4 separate regions of the Homo sapiens genome follow, and all the other regions are linked to region 1. The links are chromatin contacts, found by Hi-C in ENCODE. All regions are on one chromosome and are shown on one strand. The core of a region is the stretch at or near the end of the contact, and the rest is flanking DNA. Distances in the headings are between cores, read along the strand shown. Region 1 holds the start of AXIN2 (axin 2). Region 2 holds the start of TEX2 (testis expressed 2). Region 3 overlaps PRKCA (protein kinase C alpha). Region 4 holds the start of DDX5 (DEAD-box helicase 5).

Evidence for each region. Hi-C counts contacts between places; a loop is a spot of excess contacts on that map. Pooled maps may share reads with other maps.
Region 2: a map of CD4-positive, alpha-beta T cell shows a loop between it and region 1 (14-fold over the local background). The contact joins the promoter of TEX2 here to the promoter of AXIN2 in region 1. A Hi-C loop is called at or near these places in 2 of 168 maps with a recorded cell type or tissue (CD4-positive, alpha-beta T cell and CD8-positive, alpha-beta T cell) and 6 of 50 pooled maps.
Region 3: a loop to region 1 is called in a map of prostate gland, with 3 times the contacts of the local background. The contact joins the enhancer-like site here to the promoter of AXIN2 in region 1. A Hi-C loop is called at or near these places in 3 of 168 maps with a recorded cell type or tissue (HCT116, gastrocnemius medialis and prostate gland) and 6 of 50 pooled maps.
Region 4: a loop to region 1 is called in a map of gastrocnemius medialis, with 10 times the contacts of the local background. The contact joins the promoter of DDX5 here to the promoter of AXIN2 in region 1. A Hi-C loop is called at or near these places in 2 of 168 maps with a recorded cell type or tissue (gastrocnemius medialis and naive thymus-derived CD4-positive, alpha-beta T cell) and 10 of 50 pooled maps.

What each region holds. Positions count from the first base shown.
Region 1 is chr17:65,560,326-65,562,938 of GRCh38, reverse strand. AXIN2 (axin 2) reads left to right here and starts at 1,291. Exons shown (of 11, transcript NM_004655.4): 1 at 1,291-1,489. RefSeq lists a silencer at 1,128-1,277.
Region 2 is chr17:64,261,956-64,264,568 of GRCh38, reverse strand. It overlaps TEX2 (testis expressed 2), which reads left to right and starts at 1,309. Exons shown (of 12, transcript NM_001288732.2): 1 at 1,309-1,401. RefSeq lists a silencer at 1,112-1,721.
Region 3 is chr17:66,672,662-66,675,274 of GRCh38, reverse strand. The region is part of intron 5 of PRKCA (protein kinase C alpha); the gene reads right to left. Among named protein-coding and RNA genes, the nearest start is that of MIR634, 110 kb to the left of the region's middle. Within about 2 kb of position 1,299, at least 9 of the 41 ENCODE cell types and tissues checked have a DNase peak (open chromatin) inside an H3K27ac peak, as active enhancers do; they include prostate gland, where a contact is called at or near this core.
Region 4 is chr17:64,505,039-64,507,651 of GRCh38, reverse strand. DDX5 (DEAD-box helicase 5) reads left to right here and starts at 1,363. Exons shown (of 13, transcript NM_004396.5): 1 at 1,363-1,576. The coding sequence starts at 1,533. It overlaps CEP95 (centrosomal protein 95), which reads right to left and starts at 675. Exons shown (of 20, transcript NM_138363.3): 1 at 536-675. The coding sequence starts at 554. RefSeq lists enhancers at 63-172, 1-501, 483-572, 773-1,012, 1,713-1,842 and 1 more and a silencer at 2,203-2,272.

The sequences.
Region 1 (2,613 bases), core at 42-2,541:
TCACCCAGCCTGGCGTGCAGTGGTGCCATCTTGGCTCACTGCAACCCCCCCACCCCCGTCTCCTAGGTTCAAGCGATTCTCCTGCCTCAGCCTCCCGAGTAGCTGGGACTACAGGCACGTGCCACCACACCCGGCTGATTTTTGTATTTTTAGTAGAGACGGGGTTTCGCCATATTAGGCAGGCTGGTCTCGAACTCCTGACCTCAGATGATCCTCCAGCATGGGCCTCCCAAAATGCTGGGATTACAGGCATGAGCCACCGTCCCCGGCCCTTTGTTTTTTAAAAGGAAGAAAAGTTAATTATTCGCTCATAACATAAGGAATCATTCTATAGCAGCAGCAGAATAAATACACAATGCTCTGGGTTTGTGACATATTTTCTCATTTTAACGGAGAAGAGAAGGTTGTGTGTGCCTTATAAACGTTTTTGGGCAAATGTGGGAGAAATTCAAAGGTGACAATGGGGTGAGGAGTTTTCGATACATTAAAACGGCATGCATGCCTTGTCGTTTGGAGTGGGAAAAAAGATATTCCTATCGGTTTAATATGTAACATATGGCAGAAGAGGGGACTTTGGAAGAGTAACGGGTATGCAGTTGTTTGGGAGAGATGGCCAATGTGTGCCGCTACGAGGGTCTTATGGCCAGCAGGTTAGGAAGCTGGACCTAGGTCTTCAGGGCACTGAGGTATGCCTCCTAACTGGTGTTAGCACTCAGGCCTATACTGGCGGATTCACACCCCACTTTCACACATGCACAAACGCAATTCATCCACCAACTGCAGTCCTATATTTACCCGAACTCAGATGCACGTGCACAAGCGCGCACAGGCATGCACACGCCTCCAGCGGCTGGGCCCGAGTCCGCCCTATGACAGCGGGCCAGCCAACCCCAGGGCCGGAACTCCCTTTATAAAGTCCTCCAAGCCCAAATTCCCAGGGAAACTTGAATAGAGGTAGAAAAGCGTTTGATGATAGAAAAAAAAAAATCTGCTTGCTTGCAGTTCTTGCGATGGCCATAATGCTACCAGAAACTGTTGCATTCCAGAGCCGGGGAGAGCGAGGGCAGGCAGGGGGAGGAGGCGGGAGCAAAGAGGCCGGAGAACTTAAAAGAAGAAATCAGAACTCGGGCTGAGAATGCCCTCGGGGCCGCGGGGGGCTGGCAGGGGGCGGAGGAGAGGCCGGGGAAGGGTTAACGCGGGAGCGGAGCGTGCGGCGGGGGCGGGCCGGGGCGGGGCGGGGCGGGCGCGGGGCGCTGTCCCTTTAAGGCGGGCGGCGCGGGCCGGCCGAGCGCGGCTGTGATTGGCGCGGCGGGATCACTGGCTCCGCGAGCCTGGCCCGGGGGAGTCGGCTGGAGCCGGCTGCGCTTTGATAAGGTCCTGGCAACTCAGTAACAGCCCGAGAGCCGGGAAATAAAAATAACCCCTCAGAGCGATGGATTTCGGGGCCGCCCGGCGGCCGAGGCGCCCGCCGAAGGCCCTGCTGTAAAAGGTGGGGGTGGAAGCTCGGCCCCAGCGGAGCCGCTTCAAAGAAAGCCCCCCTCTTACAGGGGGCGAGGTCGCGCCGAGCCGCGGCGTGGGCGCGGGGGGCGGGAGGGGGCCCGGCCAGGCGGAGGCCGGGCCTGGAGGGGGGCGCGGGCGGGGCGGCCCTGCGGAGCGGTGGCGGGGCTGCGGGGGGCGGCCCGGGGCGCGGCCGGCGCGTACCTCCCTTTCAGGACCGTGCGCTCGGCTCGCGCCTTTGAAGTGCACAGTTAAATCCACAGCGCAGTTTTTGTTGGAAGCGCCCGGAGGACATTTGGTGCGCCGAGTGACTGCTGGAAACAGGACCTGCGTTGAAAGCCGGGCCGGGCGGGGGCGGAGGCCCGCTCGGATCTTTTGCATAAAAGGGGCGGCGGGGCGCGCCGTTCCCCCTCCCCGGCCGGTGGCTTTCGCTCTGAACCCGGGATTGTTGTTTCCCGCACCCCCTCCCCCGCCGCACGACTCCCCATGTTCCCCGACGCCGCGGCCGGCCCGGGGGGGCCCGGGGCTGCCGCCGCGAGCCGAGCCGGGGGCCGGGGCCGGGCCCCTGCCAGGGGCGCCTGCGAGGTCTCGCCGCCGAGCGCGCGCGGGGATCAATGGTGAGTGCCGAGGCCGAGGCGGCCGGGCGGACCGCGCGCTTTGATGTGCGGGGCGGCCCTTTGAAGTTGGCAGGCCGGCTATTTCGGGGCGCGCTAGGGGCCGGCGCGGAGGGGAGCGGCGGACCCGGCGCCCAGCGTTCCGGGGGGCTTGGCCGGGCAGCCTTGCGCGCCCTGCGCCGGAGCCCCCTCCCCAGCGCGGTGACCGGGTTGGCGGGGGGCCCAGAGAGGAGACTTATCCGAGTGGCGGCAGTGGCGGGGGCGGAGAGGGGGCAGATACCCCCCGGGGGTCGCGTCGCTGTCGCGGTTATGGATGTGAGTCGGCGTGTGAGTGCGCGCGGGAGTGCCTTTGGGAGGTGGGATGAAAGGGTAGCGGCGCCCCCCGCTTGCCCTCCCCCGCCCCCCGCCTCTCCTCCGCCCCATCCTCTCCTCCTACTTCTCTTCCCCCTCCCCTTTTCCCCTCCCTGCCGCGGGTCCGCGCTAAGGGGCCCACAGCGCTGGC
Region 2 (2,613 bases), core at 60-2,559, 1.3 Mb after region 1:
GGAGGGGTGTCGAAGGCCATCTCAGACTTACTGAATTACAGGTTCTGGGGTGGGACTTAGAGATCTTCATGTTAAAACCCTCCAGGATGATCTGACGTTGAAGATCTGACATTTGGGACCCACTAATGCAGGAGACACACTGACACATCTGTTTGTTGTCTTGGTCCTTTCTTGTGGTGGGTGGGAAGTGCAGAGGGGCAAGGACTACGGGGGAAGGGGGAACTCTCCCTATGTGCCAGTGCTTCTGCCAGCCAACCCAGGTTCGCAGAAGATAAATGCACAATGGGCATTGCCATCCCAGGAAGCTCATTCTAAGTGAGAATTTACCTCGAGAAGTCACTTTACCTCTCTGAGCCTCAGATATTGCCTCTCTAAAAATGAGTAGTTAATACTATATAAGTTCTAAGCTCTAAGAACTCGTGGCCAGGCGCGGTGGCTCACGCCTGTAATCCCAGTACTTTGGGAGGCTGGGTCCGGCGGATCACGAGGTCAAGAGACCGAGACCATCCTGGCCAACATGGTGAAACCCCGTCTCTACTAAAAATACAAAAATTAGCTGGGCATGGTGGCACGCGCCTGTAATCCCAGCTACTCGGAAGGCTGAGGCAGGAGAATCGCTTTAACCCAGGAGGCGGAGGTTGCAGTGAGCCCAGATGACGGCACTGCACTCCAGCCTGGCGACAGAGCGAGACTCCGTCTCAAACAAAAAAACTAGTAACAGAGTTAGTTCAGGATAGGATGTGGTAGTGTGGTAGTCAGGTGGGGGAAGTACATAATGCGGGAAACTGGGAATTTGCCTTTTTAAATCAATGTCTGCAGTTGGATGGGGATAGATACGTCTGATGGCCCTCTAAAATGCAAATCGAGTGAATTTGCCCAGGGGGATACCCCTGGTTCTCCGCGCCTCAGTCACCCCACCTCAACCCCCAGCCCTCGTCTCAAGGGCACTTGTTGCTGCTAGACTGCAGGAAGAGGAAATTAAGAAGTGCAAAGAGCTGGGGACAGTGTGCAGCCCCGTTGGGAGAGTGAAGCTTTTGTCCCCCTCACCTGGGGCTCTTCCAGGTAACCCTCCCCACCACTCCTCTCCCTAGCTCCAAGGGCGGTGGCCCCTTTAACAGACCTGACAAATCGCTCCCCCATTTCCGCGGCCTCACCTCGGCGCGCGGTAGAACTGGATTGGTTGGGCCTGGCGTGCCGTTTGCTCCGCCCCCGCGCCCTCTGGTTGGCGGCGGCGGCCGCGGGCGCGGGGCGGGTCCGCCGGCGGGGCGGGGCGGCGTGTGCCCGGGGGCGGGCGGGCGGCAGGGCAGCAGGACCGCGGCCGGTGCCCCAGCCGAAGCCGGAGTCGCGCGGCCGGGAGCACGGGCGCCGGCATAGTACAATGAGGCAGCCAGCGGATCTTGGGTGAGCAGTCTCAGGGCCAGGCGGGGGCGGTGGAGGGAGCGCCCCGCGGATAAGGCCCGGGCTGGGCGCGGATCGACCCCGCGGGCTTCAAAGTACCGGTCGGGTCCGGCGGCCCTTGGCGTGGCGGGGCTCGGCCCCCCACCCCGCTGTCATGGTTCAGGTATTGAAGGGGACGCCCACCCGCGACACCCCCGGGCAATCCCTTCCTTCGGGGCCCCGCCGGATGGCTCGGGCTCGACTCCGGCGGGAGGAGCTGCCGGCCCCGTCCCCTCAGCCTGCGGTCCCCGGCCCCGGGCAGGGAGGCACCGTCACGCGCAAACTAGAGGAAAACGGCTTGCAATTTTATGAATGGGGCCCCGGGTTCCTGCCGCCCCCCTCACCGGCGACGCGAAATGCTTGAAAGTCGAGAACCGCAGTTACTTTTACTCGAATCTGTCAGAGGTTGTATGCGCCCCGGTGGTTTTTCTCCAACTCCTGGAGAACGCGGGTGGCGGTGGGGTGGTTTGTGTGCTTTAGCAGGGAGGCGGCGGCGTGCCGAAATCCGGGGGATCGGAAGGTTAACAAGTGACATTGGGCTGAGGCCTAGCGCCAGGTGCCTTGCGGGGAGGCGGTGTGGCCGTGGACGCCGTCGCTGCTGGCTGCTGAGCACGGAAACCATACGGTGGAACCGGAGAAGGCGGGGAACGGCTGGCCACATTGCACCACACGCTGCCTAGAGCGTACGGCTGCCATGGGAGTTGGTGCAGGGGAGTCTTCCCCTTTTGAAAACGATTTTTGGAAAACTTAGCCCCTCAGTGGGTTGATAGTTACTTAAACCATCGGTTGTTATGGTTACTGGGCGTCAAATGTAAGGGCAAAGTCTGTTTCCACCCTCGCTCTTTCTCCAGAGCTATGAAGTACTTTGTCACTGTGTTTTACAGACACTGTCCAGGGAGGACATCCTTTTTTAGAGTTGAGGGAAAATTGTGGGCTCCTTGAGGGCAGGGCTCGTGCCACGTTCACGTTTGAAGTGCCAGCGTCTTCACACCATCACCGCTCTGCACATGCATTAAAAGGAATGAGGCTTTTACATGTTTTGAGGATTCTCAGAGGATTCAGAGGAGTCATTTCAGGAGCCAGGTGTAAGCTGGAGGGGAAACAACGAGTGACTTTTATATGGAAAACAATAAGGAAAAATGGAGGGCAGGTTATCCTTGAACTCTGGAGTATGGG
Region 3 (2,613 bases), core at 50-2,549, 1.1 Mb before region 1:
TTATAAGAGAAGCCCAAGGGAGCTGGTTTGCCCTTCCACCGTGTGAGGATGTGGGGCTGTCGGCAAATGGGCCCTCTCTAGCCACTGAGTCTTCCTGTGCCCTGAACTTGGAGTCTCCAGCCTCCATAACTGTGAGAAGTAAACTTCTGTTGTTTATGAGCCACCCAGTTAAAAAGATATATTAATAGATCAGACTAAGGCAGTTTTGGAGCTGGGAGAAGTCCCGGCAACAGAGAGCAAGTGCTTGCTGGGATCTGCCTTTGGATAGGAGGCGTTGGGTGGTTGGTCCATGATGGTGGTGGCATATCTTGCCACTGGTGTGGGCACGACTTCCCATTGGTGGGCGTGCACTGCAGTCAGGCCCTCCATGGCATAAGGAGGTAACTGATTTCTCAAGCATGAACAATGAAGAGTCGACAGGACAGGTGAGAGTTGGTTGTGGGTGGCAGCCCAGGCACTGCCACTCATCAGACTGATTCACTGGAATCATTTGGCCAGAAGCAACAACAAAATCATATTCTTCTCCCATTAACAAGTTAGAACTGAGATATTCTCTACCACAGCTTGAGTGGCACTTGGTTACTGTATCTTTTAGGCTCCCAACATGGAAAACAGGCCTCTAATCTGTTTCCTACCATTTACTTGAACACCTCTATCTAAATGTCAGTGACGCTCCGTCTTCTGGCCCACATTCCCCTAGCAGATGCTGGTATGACTTAGGAGCTGGCATTGGTTCTGATGGGTTGGTTCTATATGCTAAATATTTAACTGCATGCAACCTATCACATTTAGTATTTATATAACCCAAAAGAACCACTCCACACCAACAAGGTTAGTCTCTTTTAGTTATTTTGAACCCCTACTGCCCAGCACAGCACCATGCGTGAACTGAGTAACTGCTGAACACGTGTATCTCTGTGCCCACCTTGCTCTGTGCTTCTGGGTCCACACTGCCCCATCGCTGGGGACACTCCTCCATCCATCTCAGTGCTGTCAGCCCTTAGCCTTGCACAAGACCCATTTCCTCTGCCCTTCCACTCTCCTGCCAGCCTAGCCCAGCCCAAAGGTGTTCCATGTCTACAGACTGACAGCACCTTGAGGGCAAGGGCCACACCCCCTCGCATCCCCAGGGATCACTCCCCCAGGGCAACACAGGACAGACAAGATAAAATCTGCGCTCATTGGATTCCTGCTGAATGACCGGAATGCTAACACAGACAGGAAAGCTTGGAAACTTCTCAGCTCTTGGTTGCAGTACATAAAGCGTCCATTTGGAGGGACTCTTGGACAAGGAAAAACCACCCAGGCCTTTTCACGGGCGAAGAAAGCCAGGCCAAAAGGAGTGGCACACTTTTTTGAAAATGTTAAATGCTTTGAAGAAAGAATCTCTGTACCCACAAAGACAAAAGAGCACAGGATGTATCTCCACTTACAGGAAAAATGGGTCAGAAAGGGACTTTTGCTCTTGGTTAAATAGTGATCACGTGGAACTTCTCTAGATTTCAGGAAATAAAATGCACAGGTGTCATCAACCACGATGAACAATTTTTGACTGGGTAATTATAGACTGAGATTCTGTGTACAAACTGGGTCTGGGTGCTGTCTAGTTCACTGCATTTGTTCTATTTATGCTGTATCAAGTCTGCTGACACCGTCTGTGTTTATGAATGTTGCAGAATTTCTGATGTGATCTCTTTCATGTTTAGAAATAATGACCCCTAAATTTTGTGATATTTGTTTCCTTATTACCAGAGACAAAGGCAAGAATAATGAGATACACTAAAAATACACCTGATCAGACATCGCCTCACAGCTTCATATGGCCCTGTACACAAACCTGGACTGAGGGACATTAACCATTTTCTTATTTGGAACCTATTTAGTGAATATTCTATTTTGCTGGTGAGGCTGGCTGCTTGGTGATAAGAGTGAATTTCTGTCCCATTCACGTACCAGAAAACACAGGTTGGCAACTCATCAACCAAAATTCTACTGGAACAAAACTTACATAAGAGAATTCGGAGGACTGTGGTATAAGATGAGAAACAACAATGTTTAGTCCTTGGAAAAAGATCATAAATATTTCATTACTTTCCCTTTTACAATTAGTGGGACATAAAATTTTACATTAAAGTTCTATAATTCTGATGTTTCAAAAGAAAATGAAACCTAGTTGTGAGAGAAATATTTCCCAGGTTATGAGAGACTGAAACGATTCTGCATAAACAACGTAGGAAGATATTTAAGAAAATTTTTTTCTTATTATAGGAGTAACGGGTGCACCCATCATACAAGAAATTTAAAGACATAAAAATATAAAGAAGAAAACTAAAACAACTATACTTCTGCATGGGAGAACCAACATTGGCACATTAGCATGTTTATGGCCAGTATCTTCCACATCTATCTACATTGAAATATTTATTTTTATAGAATTCACATCACACTAGGAATAAAGTTTTAGAACCTGCCTTTATAACAAAGTATGCTTTGAAAACATTTTAAATGTCTAACATCTCATTTTATGGCTAATCAGAATTTATTTAATCAATTCCCTGTTTGGGGGCATCTACAAAGTTTATCATTTTTCACCTTTACAAATAACATAGCAAC
Region 4 (2,613 bases), core at 114-2,613, 1.1 Mb after region 1:
CCTAGACAACCAAATTAATTCGCTCTTCAAAAGCGGTGCTAGACAAAGCCCATGACTCTAGAGGGCACTGAAGAGAAAAAAGCACAACTATTCTACAGGGGCATATTCTACTATTCTGCAGGGGCATAATAAATCTTAAGAATGCTGTTCCTTTAAAGACCAATACAAAAGCAGGTACGACCTCAGGGCCCATAGTGCAAGGGCGGAGGGCACACGGACAGCGGCTAGACGCCCCACAGAAAGACAAGTCCGGGGACGACCCTTCTGACCGCTCTTTTTACAGCCAGGACCCAAGTGTCCTACCGGCCTCGCCCCAGTGCCTCTCTCTCTCCCACAGCATACTGCTGTTCCACGGCCTCGAAGCGAAGAGGTGGTGAAGCTGAGAGACCCTATCCAGGGAACCCGCCAGCGCGACGCGGCGTCTGAAGGTCACGAGCCCCGCCGACAGCCCAGACCCAGTCCGGGCTAGCCCGAGGCCTCCCTGGAGGTGGACGGTTTCAGTCCACACATACTGGGACCCCAGGGAGACACTCACCAGCATCCGAGCCTGCCATGTTTCAGAGGCAGGTCGCCGCCGGACTCCGACGCGGCCGGGAAGGCGACGGTGTCCTGGAAGGACCGATCCACGCAGACCCGACACTGGGGCGCGGACGCACGAACCAAAGCGCGGGGAAGGAGGCGTGAAAGAAGGACGGACGTTAAAAGAGCTTCTCGCCGCTGATTGGTCATCAGAGGAGCACTTCCTTTCACAGGACGTGAAACGGGGGCGGTTTGGGAAGTTTAGAGACCATTCTCCGCCGACCAAAACCCGTCAAAGGATTATCAGACACGCGGGTCGGACGGTCCACATCAGCCGGCAGCCCGGGCGGGTCCCGGGGTGCGAGCAGCGCACTTCCGGTGAGCTATTTCGTTTTGTATCCCTCCGCCGACGTCAACGGGAAAGTAGTGCGGACCGCTCTCTCGGTGGTCCGGGGTGGTACAGCCACGTGACAACGCCAGGCCCCGCCTTCCCCCTCTTTTGGTTACAGACGTGAGGGCTCTTTGGAGACGTAAACATCTCCGAGTGGCGAGGGTGGGCGGGGCTGGGCTTGGGAAAGGGCGGGGTGGCTTGCTTGAGGTGTGGAAAGACCAGAAGAAGGTGAGGTCAAGAGAGTGCAGAATGAGGCATTCCAATGGTGGGTGGGCCCTGACCTGAGAGAGTGGCGCGGGGAGGGGTGAAAGCGCGGCGATCCTGGAACGCCAGCGGGCGTTGCGGCCTATGCGCGAGGGGCGGGGCGATTAGGTCATAGAGCGGCTCCCAGCGTTCCCTGCGGCGTAGGAGGCGGTCCAGACTATAAAAGCGGCTGCCGGAAAGCGGCCGGCACCTCATTCATTTCTACCGGTCTCTAGTAGTGCAGCTTCGGCTGGTGTCATCGGTGTCCTTCCTCCGCTGCCGCCCCCGCAAGGCTTCGCCGTCATCGAGGCCATTTCCAGCGACTTGTCGCACGCTTTTCTATATACTTCGTTCCCCGCCAACCGCAACCATTGACGCCATGTCGGGTTATTCGAGTGACCGAGACCGCGGCCGGGACCGAGGGTGAGTTTGGGAGCCGAGCTGTCAGGCCTGGCGGGTGGGGGGATGGGAGGGCGGGTCAGGGTGGCGGCCGGCGGGGGCTTTGCGGCTTGGACTTGGCCTTTCCGGGCTATCTTGGGACTTCCTTTCCCGAAGGCTTGCGCCATTTTGATATTCACGTCACAGTGATTGGAAGAGATTTGACGGTGTAGTGTCTTCAAGCTTGCTTTTTGTGTGGGGATTGGGGAGCTGTCGGGGCGGCTGCCATTTGGTAGCTGTTGAGGGAGTTGAGAGGGAGCGTATTGTGCGGATGAAAGCGGGACGCTTCGAGGCAGACGAAGGAACATCTGTTAGGTGCGGCGTTTCGGGAGGTGTTTTTGGGGTGGCCGGGCATTCTGTGGGAGCGAGGGGACCACTTCCAAAGCCCTGGTGCTGTTGGGGTAGGAGGGCGGCCGGCATCAGCCATGTGGCTGAGTCGCGAGTACAAAATGCCGGCCTCGGACATGGCGGCGGCGCCTTTGTTACCCCGCCCGGCGGAGGAGCTCAAAATGGCAGCGTCGAGAAAATGTGGCGCAGAGAGAAATGCGAGACAAAGGGGGAAGCGCCGCCCCAGCGGGAACGCCGCCCGGCCGACTCCGCCCGGGCCGGGACTCCTCCCCCGGTAGTCGCCGGCTCCTCCTTTTCTTTTTTCCTGCGTTATATAATTTTGATTCGTTGATCCGGAGCTCTACCGCGGCGTTCCCCCAGCTGGGTTTGCTAGCAGAAGTGTTTCTGAGAAAACCCTTGTTCTGTTATCGCTGACTGTACTGTTTAGGTTCTTACCACTAAAGCTGTTTGGTTCCAAAACGGCCATATGAGTAACATCGTCGTGATGCTCTTCGGTTCATGTAGCCTTGTTATTGCTGATAGTGAATTGCTAGGCTGGTGGGGAAGATTACAGTAACCACAAGAAGTGGTGTGTGCCAGAATCCCAAATTCTGGCATGTGGGTGACAAGTTTCCGACATGATAAATCCCCGGCTTCCGACATGATAAATCCCAGGCTGTTTACATGACCTAAGT